Linked DNA regions of Homo sapiens: region 1 is linked to region 2. Evidence: read pairs that join two places in POLR2A ChIA-PET (ENCODE). Cell type or tissue: Panc1. All regions are shown on one strand. Each heading gives the region's core, and the rest is flanking DNA. Links, peaks and the distances in the headings are about the cores only. Region 1 holds the start of LOC122455340. Region 2 overlaps MAP3K12 (mitogen-activated protein kinase kinase kinase 12).

Region 1 (10,905 bases), core at 4,744-7,243, 250 kb after region 2:
AAATGTTCAAACATACACAAAGGTAGAGAGCATAGTTCTATGAACTTCCATATTCTTTTTTTTTTTGAGACAGGATCTTGCTCTGTCACCCAGGCTGGAGTGCAATGGTGTGATCTCAGCTCACTGCAACCTCCATCTCCCGGGTTCAAGCGATTCTGCCTCAGCCTCCCAAGTAGCTGGGATTACAGGTGCACGCCACCACGCCTGGCTAATTTTTTGTAATTTTAGTAGAGATGGGGTTTCGCCATGTTGGCCAGGCTGGTCTCAATCTCCTGACTTCAGGGGATCCACCCACCTCGGCCTCCCAAAATGTTGGGATTACAGGTATGAGCCATTGCACCCAGCCAGAACTTACATATTCTTTTTTTTTTTTTTTTTTTGAGACAGAGTCTTGCTCCGTTACCCAGGCTGGAGTGCAGTGGTGTGATCTCGGCTCACTGCAAGCTCTGCCTCCCCGGTTCACACCATTCTCCTGGCTCAGCTTCCTGAGTAGCTGGGACTACAGGCGCCTGCCACCACGCCCGGCTAATTTTTTGTATTTTTAGTAGAGACGGGGTTTCACCGTGTTAGCCAGAATGGTCTCGATCTCCTGACCGTGTGAGCCACCCGCCTCGGCCTCCCAAAGTGCTGGGATTACAGGCGTGAGCCACTGCGCCCGGCCCAGAACTTCCATATTCTTAATTCAACAATTACTGATTATTGTCACTCCTTTCTTTCTGTCCTTTTTTCCTTTTCTTTTTTTTTTTTGAGATGGAGTCTTGCCCTGTTGCCCAGGCTGGAGTGCAATGGCGCGATCTCGGCTCACTGCAACCTCCGCCTCCCGGATTCAAGCGATTCTCTTGCCTCAGCCTCCCAAGTAGCTGAGATTACAGGCGTGCACCTCCACGCCCAGCTAATTTTTGTATTTTTAGTAGAGATGGGATTTCACGATGTTGGCCAGGCTGGTCTTGAACTCCTGACCTCATGATCCACCCGCCTCGGCCTCCCAAAGTGCTGGGATTACAGGCGTGAGCCACCGCACCCGGCTCCTTTCTGTCCTTTTATCTCTGCTGAAATATTTAAAATTAAATAGGTCACTTCACTCCATACTTCAGCATACATCTCTAGGAAATAACGACCTTCTCTTCTATAACCCAAGAGCCATTTTTATATCTAACAAAATTAGCACTGCTTCCTTGTTATCATGAATACCCAGTCCATAATTACATATCCCCAACTGTCTTTACAGTTGAGTTGTTCAAATTAGGAACCAAACAAGGTCCATATGTTCCATGTAATAGTTGTCTTCTTAAGTCCCTTCTCATTTTTTTCCCCCAGCCATTCACTAGTTGACGAAATGGGGTCAGATTTCCTTTAGAATGTCCCACATTCTGGGGGTGTTTACCTGCTTCCTTATTGTGTCATTTTATTTGTTCCTCCATTCCCTGTATTTCCTGTTAAATGGAAGTCAGCACTAGAGGTTTGATTAGGTTTATGTTCAATTTTGTTTCTTTGGCAAGATTCCTTCATAGGTGGTGATGAGTGCTTCAGATTGCATCACATCAGGAGGTACACAGTGCCTGGTTGTGTCACTTTTAGTGAAGCTAAGATTCATCCGTGGGTTAGGTTGTGGCAGCTCAATTTCCCATTGTAAAATTCTCCATCACCCATCATCTTTGTTTTCATCCATTAGGCGAGTCTTGCTTTGATCAGTTACTTCATTAGGAGTTACAAAATGGTGATTTTTCTAATTCCGTATTCCTTCCACATTAGCTGGAATTATTCTGTAAATAAGAAGTTGTCTTCACCAATTAGAGCTATTTGGCTATCCTGAAATATAGTTTATACATGCAGGCAGCATAAGTGCTTAATTCTTTTTTTTTTTTTTTCTTTTTCTTGATACGGAGTCTGACTTTGTTGCCCAGGCTGGAGTGCAGTGGCGTGATCTCGGCTAACTGCAGCCTCTGCCTCCTGGGTTCTAGTGATTCTCCTGCCTCAGCCTCCCAAGTAGCTGGGATTACAGCCATACGCCACAATGCCTGGCTAATTTGTGTATTTTTAATAGTGATGGGGTTTCACCATGTTGGCCAGGCTGGTCTCAAACTCCTGACCTCAAGTGATCCACCCACTTCAGCCTCCCAAAGTGCTGGGATTACAGGCATGAGCCACTGCACCCAGCCATTTCTTTTTATTTTTTTAATTGCCAACTTCCAGAATAAGAATTTGGGAGAAGCATCATTAAAAAAGAAAGACAAAAAAGACAGAAAAGAGGCTTGGGCTTAAAGCTGAGCAGGAATGAATAGCCTGGATAGTGAGTGGGGAAAGGAGGGGCTATTCTGGTAGACATGTCTACCCCGGCTCACTCCAGGGCATGGACTGTGTTTCCATGACAGACACTGGTGGAGAGCTCAGTGTTCTGGCCCTTGGGCAGCAATGACAAAGACATGAGACAGGCATAGTGTGCTCTATTGTGCAGGACCCAGAGAGATAGGGAGATGGGGGGATGGGGCAGCATAAAAGCAAACCAGATATGGGAAGGCAGAAAGAGAGATAGGAAGTGAAAAAGCAGCTAGACATAGAAGACAGAAAGAGAGACAAAGAAAGGGAAATAGAAATGGAAGAGATCAAGAATGAAATGTGGTCAGGTGCAGTGGCTTACACCTGTGATCCTAGCACTTTGGGAGGCTGAGGTGGGAGGATCGCTTGAGGCCAGAGGTTTGGGACCAGCCTGGGTAACATAGTGAGACCCTGTCTCTACAATAATTAAAAAAAAAATTATCCAGGAGTGGTGGTGCGTGCCTGTAGTCCGGGATCGCTTGAGCCTGGGAGTTAGAAACTTCAGTGAGCTCTGATTGCACCACCGCATTCCAGCCTGGGCAACAGAGCGAGCCCTGTCTCAAAAAACCAAACAACAACAAAAAACTAACAACAAAACCCAAAAAGAATGAAATGCACCCAGAAGCAGAACAGGACAGAAAAGCAGAGAGATATGAGGGAAAAGGAAAGACCAAGGAAGAAAATAGGCATGAAGACAAGGATTGAGACAAGAGAAGGGGGAAGAAAAACACATATGCTAATTTTTTTAACCTTTCCTATGGTGCTGAAGACATATGTTAAATTGATTTCAAATTAGATAGAGTAATAGAGGGATAGAGAGTGGGGAAAACAGATGTGGTGATACAATTAGGTGAAGGCAAAATGTCCCAGTGACAGAGAGTGAGGAGGAAACAGAAATGAAGAGAGTGAGGTAGAAAGACAGAAGGAAACACAAACAGCTATAAAGACAAGAACGAAAGGAGTCCTAGAGAAGGCAGCTAAGAAAAAGAAGCTTGGAACAGATTAGTACAGGAGCCAGAAAACTGGAGAGACGTGGAGTGGTGCTCAGGGGCTCTCAGCCTAGGAGCTCATCCCAGGCAGATACCAGAGTCTCCCACTTCCAGCTATCTCTTTTTTTTTTTTTTTAAGACAGAGTTTAGCTCTTGTTGCCCAAGCTGGAGTGCAACGGCGCGGTCTTGGCTCACTGCAACCTCCACCTCCCGGGTTCAAGCGATTTTCCTGCCTTAGCCTCCCTAGTAGCTGGAATTACAGGTGCGCGCCACCATGCCCAGCTAATTTTTTGTATTTTTAGTAGAGACGGGGTTTCACTATATTGGCCAGGCTGGTATCGAACTCCTGACCTCAGGCGATCCACTTGCCTCAGCCTCCCAAAGTGCTGGGATTACAGGCATGAGCCACCGAGCCTGGCTCTCAGCTATCTCTTGGTGGCTTGTCTCATCTCCCAGTCCCATCCCTGGGGACAGGAGACTTACAGCTACCTATGTGTGGATGCCATCCTTAGGAGCCTGAGTCAAGGGTTCCCAGCCTCCCTCATCCCTATGCCAGATGAGCCTGGATGTCACAGATGGGATCACTGCTGCAAGATTGAGGTCATGAGGCTGAGTGAGCTCTCAGAGATTTGAAAGACAAGACATCCAGGCAGAGGGTTCCTGGCTAGAAACAAAGGACCACAAAGGATGCCAAGGATTTCCAAGTGGAGGGAGGAACCAAATATCTTCCACTCAGCCTCTTCTTCTGGTCCAAAAGCCACTGACCCTCTCTGCCTGACTCAAGGTGAGAGGTCAGGGATTCAGAGACTCTTGGGTCAATCTTGGGTGTAGGTCAGAGGGAGAAGAAGTGGCCTCTGGACCAGGATACTCCAGCTCCTCTAGAGGAAGAGTCCATTTATTCATGTGAACTGCAGAGGAGACTCCAATGGAGGCTCAGTGGAGAGGAAGAAATGACAACTTGCTCACCTTCAGGGGCCGTGGGGGAGGCTCTGAGAAGAACACCTTCCATTCCAGAGGTTGCAGAGGAAGAGGTTCTGGAACCAGCAGGAGCACATCCAGAAACTAACTTCAAAGCAGATTCCCCCTGCCACCTCTCCAGGACTGGGGAAAGCCAGCTGCCTCTACCTGCTTGAGGGAGGGGTCCAGCTGATCCCTCTCCCACTCCACCCAGCTCCTGCCTCCTTGCCAGGGCAGCAGTACGGAAGTGCTCCAGGAAACTGACAGTCTCCTGGTGGGCAACAGTCCACCTAAATGATCAGACAGCGCCCCCGAGAAGTGCGTTGTTGTCCCCTGAAGCAGCAGCTACAGCAGCCAAGGGAGCCTGGAGGTCCCCAGGCAGCCCCTTGGCCACAGCTACAGCTATCACTGCAGCCTAAACGGGAGCTCAAACAGGCAGCTCGGCTCATGGAGCAAGGGTAAACTGGGCAGGGTGAGGGGTGGCAGCAGGTCAAGGGTGGACCGGAGCATGAGACACAGGAGTTATGGGGACAAGTCAAGGGAGGACAGGCAGGGCAGCGGGGGCAAGAGCAGGTGCAGGGTGGGCCCGGGAGGCTGGGACAAGCGGGGCAGGGAGCTGCACTAGAGGGACAGGCAGTGCAGGAGCATGGGGGTGGGGGACAGCCATGGCAGGGGAAGGCACAGGCAGATGGGGGACAGGACAGACAAGGAGAGCCAGCAGGTGGACCATGCCTGGAGCAGGCAGGAGGCTCTTGGTGGGCAGGCTTCTTATTCCTAGGCCCCAAGCGTAGGCCCAGAGAGAAGTCCATTCAGCTGCAGTTGTGGCCAGGCTGGGGGCTGGGTGAAGGGGAGGACAGGGATGGAGTAGGAGGGGCGGACGGTGGGGGGCAGGATTAAACCTAAGACATGCTGAGCCTTGCTGATCCTGCAGGGAGCTCAGCCCTCCACATCCAGCCCTCCTTTTCCAGCCCTCCCCTTCCAGGCCGGCAAAGCTCTCCTACTACCCCTCTCCCCTGAAAATCCTCCAACAGCACCAGATCAGAACACTTTCTTCAAATATGACATGTACTCCCAGGCCTCCAGTCCTTTGTTCACACTGGTCCTTCTGCTCTGAGTGCCCCTGCTCCCTTCTTCACCTGGCGAGGCCCTGTCATTGCTGAAGTCTTCTCCTTTACTCAATCAAAAAGCATTTCTTGGCCAGGCACGGTGGCTCATGTCTGTAATCCCAGCACTTCGGGAGGCTGAGGTGGGCGGATCACCCGAGGTCAGGAGATCGAGACCAGCCTGACCAACATGGAGAAACCCTGTCTCTACTAAAAATACAAAACTGGCCGGGCGTGGTGGCACATGCCTGTAATCCCAGCTACTCGGGACGCTGAGGCAGGAGAATCGCTTGAACCCGAGAGGTGGAGGTTGCAGTGAGCTGAGATCATGCCATTGTACTCCAGCCTAGGCAACAAGAGCAAAACTTGGTCTCATAAAACCCCAAAAAACAAACAAACAAACAAAATATTTCTTGAGCTCTAGGCCCCTGATGCCTGAGTCTCTCCAACACTAACCTCCAGAGCTGCTGCTTCAGGGACCCCAAACAGCTCCCACAGGGGACTCAGGGAAGCAGCAGCAGGCAATAGCAGTGGCCACAGGAGGGCTCTGAAAGACGGAGTCTGGGATGTAGTTGGGAGCTGGCAGAGGAGGTGGGATGCCTGGGTTCTAGGAATTTCCAGAGAGAGCAAGTCCCAGGTGTGAGTGTGGGGGGTGCTCAACTGTCTCTGGGAGATTGACAACCAGCCTGGTCAACTATTATTTGAGACCTAGTATGCATCAGGCACTGGCCTTGGTAGTGGACAAGATAGTTAAGTTTCCTCTCTTATGGAGTTCCCATAAAAATGAGGAAGTGAGGGGTGGGGTGAGGTGGGGTGGAGACAAAAAGCAAACAGGTAAACATATAACTAAGCTTATTTCAGAGCATGAGAAAGGCTATTTTTTTTTTTTTTTTGAGACAGAGTCTCGCTCTGTCGCCCAGGCTGGAGTGCACTGGCACAGTCTTAGCTCACTGCAACCTCCACCTCCCGGGTTCACGCCATTCTCCTGCCTCAGCCTCCCGAGTAGCTGGGACTACAGGCACCTGCCACCATACCCGGCTAATTTTTTGTATTTTTAGTAGAGACAGGGTTTCACTGTGTTAGCCAGGATGGTCTCAATCTCCTGACCTTGTGATCCACGTGCCTCGGCCTCCCAAAGTGCTGGGATTACAGGCGTGAGCCACCGCACTCGGCCCGAGAAAGGCTATTCTTATCCCAGGGTGATGTGATAAAAAGTGACTCGGAGAGGTGACTCCATCAGAAGTGACAGTTAGACCAGCCCCCAATCAGGTATGACCACCCTTAAGGGCTTTGGGGGAGATGCAGTCTGTCAAACCCTGGCAGAGGAGGCAGAGCTGACCGAGGCTGAATGGAACCCGAGTGGCTGGGTTATGGAGAAAAATAAAGCTGAGAAAGGAATAAGGAAGGCTGGAGGTGGCAATCCAAAATTCAGTGGTCAGGGAAGGTGTCACTGAGCAAAGACCTGAAAGAAGTGAGAGCAAGTCATGGAATTATCTAGTGGGAGAACATTCCAGAGAGTGGGGACAGCAAGTGCCAGGAGCAAAGAGGAGAGTCATAGTGGCACAGGTCAGAGAGTAAGGCAGAGGTCCTACCATGCAGGGTCTTGTGAGACATGGCAGGGACTTGGATCTTATTCCAAGTAAAAAGGGAAAACCAGCCAGACGAGGTGGCTCCCACCTGTAGTCCCAGCACTCTGGGAGGCCGAGGGGAAGATTGCCTGAGCCCAGAAGCTCAAGACTAGCTTGGGCAATATAGTGAGACTGCATTCTCTACAAAAAATTTAAAAAATTATCCGACTTGGTGGCATGAGCCTGTAATCCCAGCTACTCGGCAGGCTGAGGCAAGAGGCAGAGGCTGCAGTGAGCCGAGATCACATCACTGCGCTCCAGCCTGGAGCACGGAGCAAGACCCTGTCTCAAAAAATAATAAAACTAGGCAGGGCGCGGTGGCTCATGCCTGTAATCCCAGCAGTTTGGGAGGCCGAGGCGGGCAGATCACAAGGTCAGGAGATCGAGACCATCCTGGCTAACACAGTGAAACCCCATCTCTACCAAAAATACAAAAAAATTAGCCGGGCGTGGTGGTGGGCTCCTGTAGTCCCAGCTACTCAGGAGGCTGAGGCAGGAGAATGGTGTGAACCCACGAGGTGGAGGTTGCAGTGAGCTGAGATTGTGCCACTGCACTCCAGCCTGGGCGACATAGTGAGACTCTGTCTCAAAAAAAAAAAAAAAAAAAAAAAAAAAAAAGATAATACTAAAACTAAAAATAAAGGCTGGCATGGTGGCTCACGCCTGTAATCCTAGTGCTTTGGGAGGCTAAGGTGAGCAGATAGGTTGAGCTCAGAAGTTCAAAACCAGCCTGGCCAACATGGCAAAACCTCCGTCTCTACAAAAAATACAAAAAATTAGTTGGGCGTGATGGCGCATGCTTGTAGTCCCAGCTACTTGGGGGGCTTAAGCAGGAGGATCACTTGAGTCTGGGAGGTCAAGGCTGCAGTGAGCTGTGTTTGGACCTCTGCACTCCTGCGTGGGTGACAAAGTGAGACTCTGTCTCGAAAATAAATAAATAATAAAAAATAAAAATAAGATAAATGGAAAACCTCTGAGGGTTTTATGCAAGAAATTGTGTGGGTCTTTTTGGCCCTGCGCCTGCTCCTGGTTAGAATGTTCTGCTTCGGCCAGGCGTGATGGCTCACGCCTGTAATCCCAGCGCTTTGGGAGGCTGAGGTGGGCAGATCACAAGGTCAGGAGATCGAGACCATCCTGGCTAACACGGTGAAACCCCGTCTCTACTAAAAATACAAAAAAATTAGCCGGGCGTGATGGTGGGTTCCTGTAGTCCCAGCTACTCAGGAGGCTGAGGCAGGAGAATGGTGTGAACCCAGGAGGTGGAGGTTGTAGTGAGCCGAGATCGTGCCACTGCACTCCAGCCTGGGCAACAGAGCAAGACTCTGTCTCAAAAATAAATAAATAAATAAATAAAAGAATGTTCTGCTTCTTGGCCGGGCACAGTGGCTCACGCCTGTAATCCCAGCACTTTGGGAGGCCGAGGCGGTTACAGTTAAATCACCTGAGGTCAGGAGTTCAAGACCAGCCTGACCAACATGGTGAAACCCCTGTCTGTACTAAAAATACAAAAATTAGCTGGGTGTGGTGGCGGGTGCTTGTAATCCCAGCTACTCAGGAGGCTGAGGCCGAATCACTTGAACCTGGGAGGCAGAGGTTGCAGTGAGCCGAGATGGCGCCATTGCACTCCAGCCTGGGCAACAAGAGCGAGACTCTGTCTCACAAAAAAGAAAAAGAAAAAAGTCCGGGCACGGTGGCTAATGCCTGTAATCCCAGCACTTTGGGAGGCCAAGGTGGGTGAATCACGAGGTCAGGAGTTCGAGACCAGCCTGGCCAACATGGTGAAACCCCGTCTCTACTAAAAATACAAAAAATTAGCTGGGTGTAGTGGCAGGCACCTGTAATCCCAGCTGCTTGGGAGGCTGAGGCAGGAGAATCGCTTGAACCCGGGAGGCGGAGTTTGCAGTGAGCCGAGATCACACCACTGCACTCCAGCCCTGGCAACAGAGTAAGACTCTCTCTAAAAGGAAAAAAAAAGAAAAAGAAAAAGAAAAAAGAAAAAAAATGTTCTGCTTCTTATATAATTGATACAGCCACTTTGGAAATCTATTTGGTGCTATCTGATAAAATTGAACCTGTATATACAGTTTAACTCTTAGTTCTATATCCTAGAAAAACTCCTGCATCTGTGTACTGGGAAACATGTACAAGAATGTTCATGGCTACATTGTTTATAACAGTCCAAACTAAAAACAACTCAAACATTCACCAACAGTAGAATGAAAAAAATAACTTGTGGTATATCCATGCAATGAATACTATGCAATAATAGGAAGACAGCTATGTGTAACAACTTGGATATAGTTCACAAGTTGAACAAAATAAGTAGGAAGCAAAAAGTAATAGAGTATCATTCCATTTATAGAAACTTCAAAAACAGGCAAAGTTGAGCAGTATTGTTTATGAAGGCATACACAGGTGCTAAAACTATAAAGAAAAACAAGTAATTTCTGTGTTTACGATTATTACAAACGTCAGGATTGTAGTTCGTTTTTAGGAGACTGAGGGAATTGTGAAAGGGATGCATGGGGAACTTCTGAAGTATAGGAAATACTCCAGTTTTTGACCTGGATGGCAATGAAGTAGGTATTGACTTTATTCCATTTATTCTGTATACTGTTCATAATATATTTATATACTCTGTACAGAAGGAGGAAATAAAAGTACCGCTTCTTTCTCAGCTCCGTGCCACCTTGTTCAGGTCATTATGCTGATGTTAGAGCACTTCCAAATGCTCGTCTTTCTCACCAGACCTCGAGGACAGTGATCTCTTTATTTCTGGTACCTGTCAGTACCTGGCACATAGCAGATACTCAGTGTTTGCTGAATTGGATTAAATTGAATTTCTCAAGTCTCTCATCCCATAGAGAGGTGGGCAGCTGCAAGAGAAGTGGAAGAACGCTGCTATAGTGAAGAGAGCTCAGGACCACCAAGATCTGGGTTCTCCTCTTAGCTGTGCCACTTCCTAGCTGTGCAATATTGAGCAAGTCACTTAACCTCTCCAGTTCTTACTCCCTGCTCTGTTAAGTGGGGATGAGATAATGTACATGTCTAGCACAATACATGGCACATAGTAGGTGCTCAATAAAAGATGGCTTCTCCACAGCCCCCTCCCCCAGCTCCACATCTTTTCTTCAAAGGAGTCCACCAGAAGGGGCAGCCAGACACCAAAGGGTGGGCTGGAGCACAGATGTAGTTTGGTCAAAGGCTGGCAGACAGGGAGATCTAACTGAAGCTGAATAGAACCCAGGCAGTTGGTGGGAGTTGGCAGGGGAAGCAGGATGCCTGGGTTCTGGGAGTTTCCATCCAGGGGAAGTCCCAGGTGTGGGTGTGGGGGTGCCAGGCTGGCCCCACCCAACACTCTGGCCCCAGGGGATGTGGGCACAGGGAGGAAAGTGGGTCACAGCAGGGCTGGGACTTAACCCCATTGGTTCCATGACCTCTTTGCTGGCTCTAGAGGAGGCACAGTCACAAAGAGGTCTGCTCCCTCTTTCAAGGGGCCCCCAATTCCTTTTCAAAAGGAAGAGACTTGGAACTTTTGTGTCTGGGTAGGAGGAATTGGAAGCTCTCCAGTGGACAGGGGAAAGAGAACCCCGTATCCCCTGGATGGAGATTCTGTGCAAAACAGACAGCTACATCCACCCACACACTGGCTGGCAGACACCTGTAGCACTCGCCTCACACACACTCCAGGCAACTGTGGAGGCAGACGTGCTAGCTCCAGGGAGTGGGACAGGTCAGGGCTGGATCGGGGGAGTGGGGGCATGGTAGAGCAGGCTCAGAGGAGAAGGCCTTCTGTCTGGTGAGGCTCCAGCTGGGCAAATGCAGGAATCCCTCACCCTGGAGGATTTGCCAGCATGGGGCCTTGTTTTCCATAGTATAATCTCAAGTCTCAGCCTGTGAGTCGTCTTCCCT
Region 2 (10,905 bases), core at 3,305-5,804:
CCCTTCTAAAAACCAATTGCTTTTCCCCTCGTGGTGACACTGTGGTAGGATCAGGCTTTTCTAGGAAGAGGACTCTTGGTTCTACCACTCACAGCCCGGACTCTCGTAATGCACAGTCCTCCCTCTCCCCTGCCTGGATCTGGAGAGAAAGAAGGAATCAACCCTGTAAGAAGTCCTTGCTAGGGTGGACTGGAGATCACCCCTACATTCAGGTCCTCAGCCCTACACCAGTCAAGCCCTGGGACCCCCAGCTGCCATGCTTCTTCCAGTGAGGTGGAAATGTCTGCCCCTCACGCCAGCCACTCATGCATTCACTCACACTGTTGACTGAGGTGATGCTGGGAAGAAGGAGGATACTGTTGAGATGATGCCAGCAGGGGACATAGGGGCTTCATGAGGGCCTGGCCACAGAGACTGGTCTGTCTGGTTCATTGGCTCCCAGAAGGACTGGGGTCATATGTGTGCGTGGAGAAGGTGAGGAGACTGTGACAGTGACCAGATTCCAGAGGAGGCTAAAGATCATTCAGGATAGAGCCCTTGCCCTTTGGTTTCTTCATTCTTTGGTCTTTTTTTTCCCTCTTGTTTCTCCACCTCCCTTTCCACCCATACCCTCCCTACTGGCACTTGCTTTGAGAGAGAGAACAAGGGAAAGAAGGGAAGGGAATCACATTCATAAAAAACTTACAAGTGTGTGTTAGGCACTTTCCATATGGCTAATGCTTATAGAGAGCTTCCTGTGTGCCAGGTCCTGGGCCAAGAACTTTATTTTGATTTTCTTAATCATGCCCGTAACAAGACCAAGTGAGATAGTGTTATCATCATCTCTGATGGAGGAGAAAACTGAAACTTAAGTAATTTGTTTAAAGTAAAAAAGTTAGTATGTGGCAAGAGGTAGGATTTGAACCCAGGTCTGTGTAACCCAGAACCTGTGTTCTTACCCACCACATTATGTACTGCATTGCCACTGTGGGACATAGGTACCACTGTCCCCGTTTAGCAATGAAGAAACTGAGGTTTGTTGAAAAGTCTCAGGCCAGGTCACCCAACTGGCCAGGAGCAGAGACAAGACCTCAGGAAGCCACTCTGATTTTGAGGCCTGTGTTCTCTCCTCTACCACCTACCCTCTCCCTATTGCACAACTGTCCTAATAAGCTAAGTGAAGGAATGCATGAGCAGTCCATCAATCTTATTTTCTCTTTTACAATTTAAATTTTATGTCTTACTTTAAAAGCAATTCAAAGTTGTTACTGAAATACTAGGAATATACGTAAACCCAAAGGAGAAAATTAAAACACTCACAATTCCACCTACCTAGAAACTGTTGTTATACTTTGGTATTTATTCTTCCAGATTTTTAAAAATGCCCATCCCGTTGAGGAACTATATTTGTTAACATCCGCTGAACTTCTTCCTGGTCTATCTGAGGTCCTAGGTAGGAGGGACTCCTGAGGCCCATCCTACCCTGCTCTTGCCCTCCCCTTCCCCGAGGCCTCCATGGGTAAGGCTGAGGGGTGATCCAGGGCCACGTGATCAAAGGGAGGATCTTAGCAGTACAGCTGCTTAAGAGAGCAGATTCCAGAGACAACTGGCCAGGGAGTGAGGATGGGGTGCAGAAAATCAGGCCATCCCCCTTAGTCCAGAGGAGACAGAATGGCAGGATTTACAGAGGAGGGACTGGTGATCTGGTAGAGGAATGACTGGGGACTCCAGCACAATCACTAGCACTGTGACCTGGTTCTACTGGAACCTGAAATCACAGTTTATCCTGGGAAAGCAGAAGGTCAGAGACCAAGTCTTCAGCCTCTCCAGGATCCACAAAGACCTGGTGTCCAGCCAACCAGGAAGACAAAGCAAGGAGGAAACATGCTGCTCCCTGCACCCCCTCTATCACCCTACTTAACCTTCACTACCCCCAGCAGGGTGGGTTGGGCACCACAGAGAGATTACATTCCTTAAACTAAGTGGTGGCAAAACTGGGATTCTAGCTCTGATCTCTCCAAATCTGAAGCTGATTCTTTTTTCCTAAATAGTACTGTCCCTCCCTTCCCTGAACCCCTTCACTGCCCACCCCACTGGAAGTGTGGCAGCTAGGGGTCTCAGGGCTTGATTTACCAATCAAAGACCCGAATTTAGGGGTGATCTCCAGTTTTCCCCCAAGTTCTCAGGGGAACTCATTTCTCCCTCATGAGGGCACTAAGAAAAGCAATAGTTCTTTTCCTCTTGGGATCCTGGGGCCAGGACTGCGGATCCTGAAAAATGGAAAATAAAAACAAGCTGCAGGGCACAGTGGTTCACACCTGTAATGCCAGCATTTTGGGAGACCTAGACTGGTGGATCATTTGAGCCCAGGAGTTTGGAACCAGCCTGGGCAACAGAATGAGACATGGTCTCTACAATTTTTTTTTTTTTTTTTTTTTTTTTTTGAGATGGAGTCTCGCTCTGTTGCCCAGGCTAGAGTGCAGTGGCGGCGGACTACAGGTGCGCCCACCACTACGCCTGGCAAATTTTTTGTATTTTTGGTAGAAACGGGGTTTCACCATGTTAGCCAGGATGGTCTCCATTGCTGGGATTACAGGCGTGAGCAACTGCGCCTGGCCTTTTTTTTTTTTTTTTTTTTTTTTTTTTGGAGACAGAGTATTGCTCTGTCGCCTAGGCTGGAGTGCAGTGGCTCCATCTCGGCTCACTGCAGGCTCCGCCCCCTGGGTTCACGCCATTCTCCTGCCTCAGCCTCCCGAGTAGCTGGGACTACAGGCGTCCGCCACCACGCCCAGCTAATTTTTTGTATTTTTAGTAGAGACGGGGTTTCCCCATGGTAGCCAGGATGGTCTCCATCTCCTGACCTCATGATCCGCCCGCCTGGGCCTCCCAAAGTGCTGGGACTACAGACGTGAGCCACTGTGCTCGGCCTTTTTTTAATTTAGTCTGGTGTGGTGGTGAGTGCCTGTAGTCCCAGCTACTCAGGAGGCTGAAGGGGGAGGATCACTTGAGCCCAGGAGGTTGAGGCTGCAGGCAGTGAGCCGTGATCATCCCACTGCACTCCAGCCTGGGCAACAAAGCGAGACCCTGTTTCAAAAACAATACGAGCTGCAGCCAAGGGGACAGGAGGCATGGCCACGATTGATCAGAGACCTTTATCCTCTCAGGGTTTCAAAGCTTGCAGAGGTGGAATTAGGACTCCAAAGTCTTGGGTCTCCTTTCCCTTTGAAGACTCCCCTTCCTACCCCCACTCACGAGAGAAAGGGAATCATTCTCCTTTTCCTGAGTAAAAAAATGAGGTCTCAGACAGTGGAGAGCACTCAGTGTGAGAGCCCAAGATTTAGGCAGATGACCTGGCCTCTGAACTGAGCCCCTAAGACCACCAAACAGCTTAGCATTGACATTCTGCTGTTATACAAGAAGGAGCTAGAGAGAATTCAGAGAGTTTACCTGCCACAGGCTTCCAAAATCTCAGGCCAGAGAACCTAGAAGGTGGGATAGATGGGGGGTGACTTCCTACCCCACTCTACCCTGTAGCCTCCTTATGGAGTCACTTTGGGGCCACCAGCAAAGCACTGAATTAGGGCCTGTTGGGTGTCCAAAGAGCCTCCTCCCCTGGCACATGTATGGCTTAGAGATCATTCTGTCCCCTCACCCAATGTGAGGCAGAAGCACCATCAACACTTGGTAGATATGGTTGACAGTGAGTGACAGAGAGACCCACCCTCCTGTCACATTGCTGCCCTTCCCCCATGCTCTGCATAATTGATAACGGAGAGACAGCTACCCTCCCCCAGGGTGACTGAACGTCTGGGCCAGGGGCTCCTAGCCATCCTAGACGCCCCTCCAAAGCTCTGGCGCCAAGGCCCAGCCAGGGGGCAGTGGGACACAGCTGGCAGGTCAGAAATAAAGGAAACAAAAAGGGGTATGTGTGTGTGTGTTGGGAGAGAGGAATCTCCACTTTACTATAGCTCCCAGGGGCAGCAGCTTTCCCTCACTCCAGGTCAATGTGGAAGAGCCGTCAACTAGCCTGAGATCTTTCCCTTGGTCCCATCTCCTACTTCTTCAGCTATCCCCACTACCGTAAAAGACAAACAGGTGAAATGGCTTCTCTCCTTCTCTCCCCAGCTGCTGGCCCTGGATACCAGAAGGGCCTCTGGGGAAGCCTGGTGAACTGGAGGGAGGCTCGGCTGGCTGCAAGTGTCTCTGAGCATGTCACCCTTTCTATGCCTAAACCACCTAGTCGTCAAACAACCAGATGACGGCTGAAAAATTCCTTTAAAAAGCCAGGTGCTGTGCCTACTCAAAGCTCGGCTTCTAGACAGAAAAGGAGATGGGTGTTCTCCGTGTTTCTCACTCCCCTTTCATCTCCATTTTCTCAGGGTCCTCTGCTTTTCCAAACAGCTTTTCAAGCCATCCTTCTCGGGGTTGACTCCGCTTGACGCTGCTCCGGTGTCTGTATATGTCTCAGCTCCTTCCTCCTTCCTAGCTGTACCTTTCGCCTTTTCTGTGCCCTGTCTCCCTTTCTCTCATTTCCTGCTTTCCTTCCCTGTGGTACTGCACCCCCAATGCCAACCCCACAAGTCCCCTCCTGCCAACACCAGACGCCTCAGCCGAAGATCTCTCTGCATGCGGGGGCAGGGGAAGGAAGGGAACACAGATGGGGCAGACCGCTGGGTGGGGGTCCGCACCTAAGATCCTCGCAGCCATCCCGGCAACCAGCCACCTGGGCCGGCCCAGGTCAGGGGCGGGGCCCAGGCACAGCCCCGCCCCCACGTCGCGCTCACGTGATCCGGGGCTAATCTTGTCCTGGTGACTTCACGCGCCGCCTCAGGCCCAGTCGTCATGGTTACGCCGCAGCGCCCAGCGCTTCCCCCAGCCGGCCGTGTCCCTTCCCTTTCCCCACCCGGACCACCCCCTTCCGCCGCCGCGGCCCCCGCCCCAGCCACGCGCCACGTGACGGCCGGGAAGGAGGTCGGGAAGGGGGAGGGGGCGCTGTGGCCGTAACCCCTTCCTCCCCACTTTCAGCGGTCCTGACTTGGGCTTCGTCCTTCCATTGCTGGTGACCAAGCTGTCCAGGGCACGGCCCCGGCTCCTCCCCGAGGGCTCCAATCCCGCCATCCCTCCCTCCTGGCCTGCCAGGCGAGAGCGTCCCAGAGTCTTGGGCCTTGTTTCTGGGTGGTCCAGAAGCGAAGCCCGGGGTTGCGGCGGAGTGGGAGGTGGTGGGGGCGGGGAGGGAGGTTGGGGGGCAGGCAAAATCCCTTGGGTCCTCCAGACGAAATTCTCCCATATGTTGGCACTTTGCTTGGTCTGTGTTTGTCTGTAATTTGCATTGCAACCTACACCTTACCTCTTGAAGCCACAAATAACGCGTGGGATATGTTGGGGATTTGGAAGCTGAACTTTAGTGTGATTTGTGCTTTCTGGGCCTCAGTTCTCTCAAGAATATAATGGGACCAGTAGTACCTCCTTCACCTGGCTCTTCTGAGGATTCAGGGAGCTAGTTTTGTGTGTGTGTTTGCGCGCGCGCGCGCGCGCAGAGAGAGTGTGCGGGGCTTAAGGCGATCCTCCGGGGTGAGTAGAGCAGTGGTTCCACCTTACCGAGCACCTTCTGCGTGCCAGGTGCTGTTGCAAGCCATGGTTCCCTTGTGATGCGAAGTCATCTCTCTAAAGGCTGTCCAGGCTCTCAAAGGAGCCAGACGCCCGACTACATTGTCCGTCCAGTATAATGGGAACCATGATAGAGGACGCATAGTGGGGCTGTGTCAGCCCAGAAGGCGCATTAACCTAGAGCGGATCAGGAAAGAAGGACGTCCAGGATAAAGTGACACCTGGATAGAGATGAGAAGCGCCTTCCAGGCTGGGGGTGAAGCTTGAGCTTCTTTTTCTTCTTCTTCTTTTTTTTTTTTTTTTTGAAACAGAGTCTTGCTCTGTCACCCAGGCTAGAGTGCAGTGGCACAATCTCGGCTCACTGCAACCTCCACCTCCTGGGCTCAAGCGATTCTCCCACCTTAGCCTCTCAAGTAGCTGGGACCACAGGCATGCGCCACCACGCCCAGCTAATTTTTTGTATTTGTAGCAGAGACAGGCTCTCCCCATGTTCCCCAGGCTGGTCTCAAACTCCCGAGCTCAAGCGATCCGCCCACCTCGGCTTCCCAGAGTGCTGGGATTACAGGCGTGAGCCACTGCGCCCAGCAGAGCTTGAGCTTCTTAATAGCTATGGCCCTGTGGGCAGATTATTTAATACCTCTATGCCTGCCGGGCGCGGTGGCTCACGCCTGTAATCCCAGCACTTTGGGAGGCCGAGATGGGCGGATCATGAGGTCAGGAGATCGAGACTATCCTGGCTAACACGGTGAAACCCGGTCTCTACTAAACACAGAAAAAATTAGCCGGGCGTCGTGGCGGGCGCCTGTAGTCCCAGCTACTCGGGAGGCCGAGGCAGGAGAATGGTGTGAACCCGGAAGGCAGAGCTTGCAGTGAGCGGAGATCGTGCCACTGAGCTCCAGCCTGGGTGACAGTGCAAGACTCCATCTCAAAAAAAAAAAAAACCTCTATGCCTTAGTCTGTAAAACGGGGCTAATAATGCCCAGCTTACAGTTTTGAGGATTAAATATGCAAAGTGCTAATGCACCTTTACCAGAAGCTAACATACTTAGTAAGCCTGTTTTTCTTTTCTTTTCTTTTTTTTTTTTTTTTTTGAGACAGAGTCTCACTCTGTCGCCCAGGCTGGAGTGCAATGGCGTGATCTTGGCTCACTGCAACTTCCGCCTCCCGGGTTCAAGTGATTCTCCTGCTTCAGCCTCCCGAGTAGCTGGGACTACAGGCGACCGCCGCCCCACCTGGCTAATTTTTTGTATTTTAGTAGAGACGGGGTTGCACCGTGTTGCCCAGGCTGGTCTCGAACTCCTGAGCTCAAGCAATCCTCCTGTCTCAGCCTCCGAAAGTGCTAGATTACAGGCGTGAGCCACTACGCCCAGCCGTAAGCCTTCCTTAAGTTAGCCATTATCATTGGGTGTCCTGGTTCAAAAACCCGACGTGGCCAAGTTTGTTGGTGGGGGTGGTTGTTTTTTCTTTTGTGACAAGGTCTCGCTCTGTCGCTCAGGCTGCAGTTCAGTGGTGCAATCACTGCTCACTGCAGCTTCACCCTCCCAGGCTCAAGGTATCCTCCCACCTCAGACTCCTGAGTAGCTGGAACTAAAGGTGCACATCACCACACTCAGCTAATTTTTTTTTTTTTTTTGAGATGGAGTCTCACTCTGTTGCCCAGGCTGGAGTGCAGTGGTGCGATCTCGGCTCACTGCTCAACCTCCACCTCCCATGTTCATGCCATTCTTCTGCCTCAGCCTCCCGAGTAGCTGGGACTACAGGCGCCTGCCACCACACACGGCTAATTTTTTGTATTTTTTAGTAGACAGGGTTTCACCGTGTTAGCCAGCATGGTCTCGATCTCCTGACCTCGTGATCCGCCCGCCTCGGCCTCCCAGAGTGCTGGGATTACAGGCATGAGCCACTGTGCCTGGCCGGCTAATTTTTATATTTTTGTAGAGATGGCTTTTCACCATGTTGCCCAGACTGGTCTTGAACTTCCAGGCTTCAGTGATCCACCTGCCTTGGCCCCTCAAATTTCTGGGATTAAAGGTGTGAGCCACCATGCCTGGCCCAATCTGTTTTTTGTTGTTGTTGAGACACAGTCTTGTTCTGTCACCCAGGCTGGAGTACAGTGGCGTGATCTCGGCTCACTGCAACCTCCTCCTCCCAGATTCAAGCAATTCTCGTGCCTCAGCCTCCTGAGTAGCTGGGACTACAGGTGCCCACCACCACGGCCGGCTAATTTTGGAGATTTTTAGTAGAGACGGGGTTTCACCATGTTGGCCAGTCTGGTCTCAAACTCCTGACCTCAGGTGGTCCGCCTGCCTCAGCCTCCCAAAGTGTTGGTATTACAGGCATGAGCCACCACACCTGGCCCCCAATCTGTTTTAGAAAGATCCTTCTGAAGGAGCTGGGTGGAGAATTGGGGTTAGGGAGGGCACTTGGAGACCAGCTGTCCTGGGCCAGGTGAGGACAGCTAATGAGGGTTGAACTAAGGCAGTAACAGTGGGACTGGAAAATAGCATGCACTGGGTTAGAGCTTTACAAATCTAGGGTGCTTGTTAAATATGCTGATTCCAGGCCTACCACCCTCACCCCCCAGGAAAAAGTCTTCAAGGGAAAGGCCTGGTAATTATTACAAGAACTATCAGAGTTTCCCAAGCCTCCTTGTGTGCCTGTGTAATCATCTACTGAACCCTTCTAGATGTAGAGATTCCTGCCACTCCTCCCCCACTGCAATTCAGAATGTATGGCAATCATTTCCAGACTAACCCAGGGGCTCATGGAAGGACCCTGCTAGCTATGAGGAACAATTAGAGGGATGCTTGTTCTTGGGAATCTTCAAATCTCAGGATCTGGTAACTGACAAGTGTGGAGTGAGTTGGGAGACCAGCATGGCGCCTGGGGCCAAGTTCTGGACAAGTCTGGTGTAGGATTAAGGGTTTGCTGTGCCTTAGTGACAGCCAGTTTATTCCTTTGTATAGCTGAGGCTCAACTACAGCTCGCCTGAGGTCACATAGCCATTATGTGGCAGAAGCAAGTCAGGATTCAGGGTTTTTGTTTGTTTGTTTGTTTTTTGAGACGGGGTTTGGCTACTTCGCCCAGGCTGGGATTCAGTGGCTTACTGCAACCTCCGCCACCTGGGCTCAAGCAATCATCTCACCTCAGCCTCCAGAGGAGCTGGGACCACAGTCACAGGATCACCATGCCCAGCTTTGTTGTTTTTTGTTTGTTTGTTTGTTTCTATTTTTGGTAGAGACAGGGTTTTGCCATGTTGCCCAGGCTGGTCTCAAACTTTTTTTTTTTTTTTTTTTTTTGAGACAGAGTTTCACTCTGTCGCCCAAGGCTGGAGTGCAGTGGTGTGATCTTGGCTTACTGCAACCTCACCTCTGGGGTTCAAGTGATTCTCCTGCCTCAGCCTCCCGAGTAGCTGGGATTACAGGCATCCACCACCACGCCCAGCTAATTTTTTCTTTTTAAGTAGAGACAGGGTTTCGCCATGTTGGCCAGGCTGGTCTCAAACTCCTGACCTCAAGCGATCCACCCACCTCAGCCTCCCAAAGTGCTAGGATTACAGGCGTGAGCCACTGCGCCCAGCCAAGGTCTCAAACTCTTGAGCTCAAGTGATCCACCTGCCTCAGCCTCCCAAAGTGTTGAGATTACAGGCATGAGCCAACACACCGTGCCAGATTCAGGTTTTTTAATGGTTGCTTTTTATTTATTTATATATTTTTTTAGACAGAGTTTCGCTCTTGTTGCCCAGGCTGGAGTGCAGTGGCATGATCTTGGCTCACCAAAACCTCAGCCTCCCGGGTTTAAGCAATTCTTCTGCCTCAGCCTCCCAAGTAGCTGGGATTACAGGCATGTGCCACCACGCCTAGCTAATTTTGTATTTTTAGTAGAGACGGGGTTTCTCCATGTTGACCAGACTGGTCTCGAATTCCTGACCTCAGGTGATCCGCCCGCCTCGGCCTCTGAAAGTGCTGAGATTACAGGTGTGAGCCACTGCACCCGGCCTAATGGTTGCTTTTTAAATAGCACCCAGCTATGAACTGGGACACATCTCCATTGCCTGGAAAGTTTGGGGAGCAGAGGATGGGGCAATGGAGAAGAGGAAAGAGAAGACAAGACCTTGTTTGACCCCTGGGAGAGCCGCTGGACTGAAGGGAGGGCCAAGGGGGATGAAGCAGTGGCCTTCTGTGACAGTGTCTGCATCCCCATTGGCTGCTTCTGCCTTTTTCCCCACCTGTGCTGGGGGGACAGAACTCTGTGGTTACAACCTTCACTTACCTTGGAGAGGCCCAGGGGTGTGTTTTAGAATGAGGCTCTCACCTGAGTTGAGTGTTCCTGAGAGGGCCTCAGTAGTACCGTGTGTAAGTACCTGGGTGGGAGGCCCGGGTGCATCGCCTGTGTGTAGGCAGCTCAAGAATGCTGTCCAAGGGTGTCTGAAAGGTTTACCAGCATCCTGTGTGTGCTTCAATGTGAAGGAGGTCTAGGTGTTACTATTGTGTGCCTGAGGTTGACCCCGAGGTAAAGGTGTAAATGTGAGACCCTTCTGATACCTGTGTGTGCCTGTGAGTCTCGGGTGAAAAAAATGTGCTGCAGCAATGAATTAGTCATCTTACAGGGAGAAGGGAACTCATCTGTTACCATTACTCTTGAATTTGAGACATATTTTACCAGTGTGTACCCACGTGGGGCTGTTACCTGAGAATGATACTCAGGTACGATACCTGTCTACCTATTACTTGCCTTACTAACATGCCTGAGAGGAAGCCCAAGTGTATCAGATTTCCTAAGATGGCTCAAGGTGCAATTTGGAGGGCCATGGGAAACGGAGCCACAAGTGTTACCTCCAGCGGGGCTACTGTGAACCCAGCACCCCAGTCTGTGCCTCTGGGATAAGTGTCCTGAGCAGGCAGTCCTGGGGCTTTAACAGCCCAGCCCCTCCTTCCTTCATTCCCACAGGGCCCAGTGTTCACCATCATACCAGGGGCCAGAGGCGATGGCTTGCCTCCATGAGACCCGAACACCCTCTCCTTCCTTTGGGGGCTTTGTGTCTACCCTAAGTGAGGCATCCATGCGCAAGCTGGACCCAGACACTTCTGACTGCACTCCCGAGAAGGACCTGACGCCTACCCAGTGTGTACTTCGAGATGTGGTACCCCTTGGTGGGCAGGGTGGGGGAGGGCCCAGCCCCTCCCCAGGTGGAGAGCCGCCCCCTGAGCCTTTTGCCAACAGTGTCCTGCAGCTACATGAGCAGGATGCAGGGGGCCCAGGGGGAGCAGCTGGGTCACCTGAGAGTCGGGCATCCAGAGTTCGAGCTGACGAGGTGCG

What was found. Peaks named below come from ENCODE experiments on the same cell type or tissue, not always from the same donor. Only the 100,000 strongest peaks of a DNase experiment are listed, where the experiment ranks them.
Region 1: POLR2A ChIA-PET joins it to region 2 with 5 read pairs; 5 of 35 experiments call an interaction of 5 or more read pairs at or near these places.

Annotation. Positions count from the first base shown.
Region 1 is chr12:53,236,089-53,246,993 of GRCh38, reverse strand. LOC122455340 reads right to left here and starts at 5,094. Exons shown (of 1, transcript NM_001395962.1): 1 at 4,272-5,094. The coding sequence starts at 5,071. The coding sequence ends at 4,553. RefSeq lists an enhancer at 4,271-5,183. In Panc1, for the core only: no CTCF peak of the experiment used is centred there; no DNase peak of the experiment used is centred there.
Region 2 is chr12:53,487,060-53,497,964 of GRCh38, reverse strand. MAP3K12 (mitogen-activated protein kinase kinase kinase 12) reads left to right here. Exons shown (of 14, transcript NM_001193511.2): 2 at 10,537-10,905. The coding sequence starts at 10,574. Among named protein-coding and RNA genes, the nearest start is that of MAP3K12, 6.9 kb to the left of the region's middle. RefSeq lists silencers at 1,366-1,660, 4,838-5,087. In Panc1, for the core only: no CTCF peak of the experiment used is centred there; a DNase peak (open chromatin) is centred at 4,784; H3K4me3 peaks cover 1,773 bases; H3K27ac peaks cover 2,260 bases.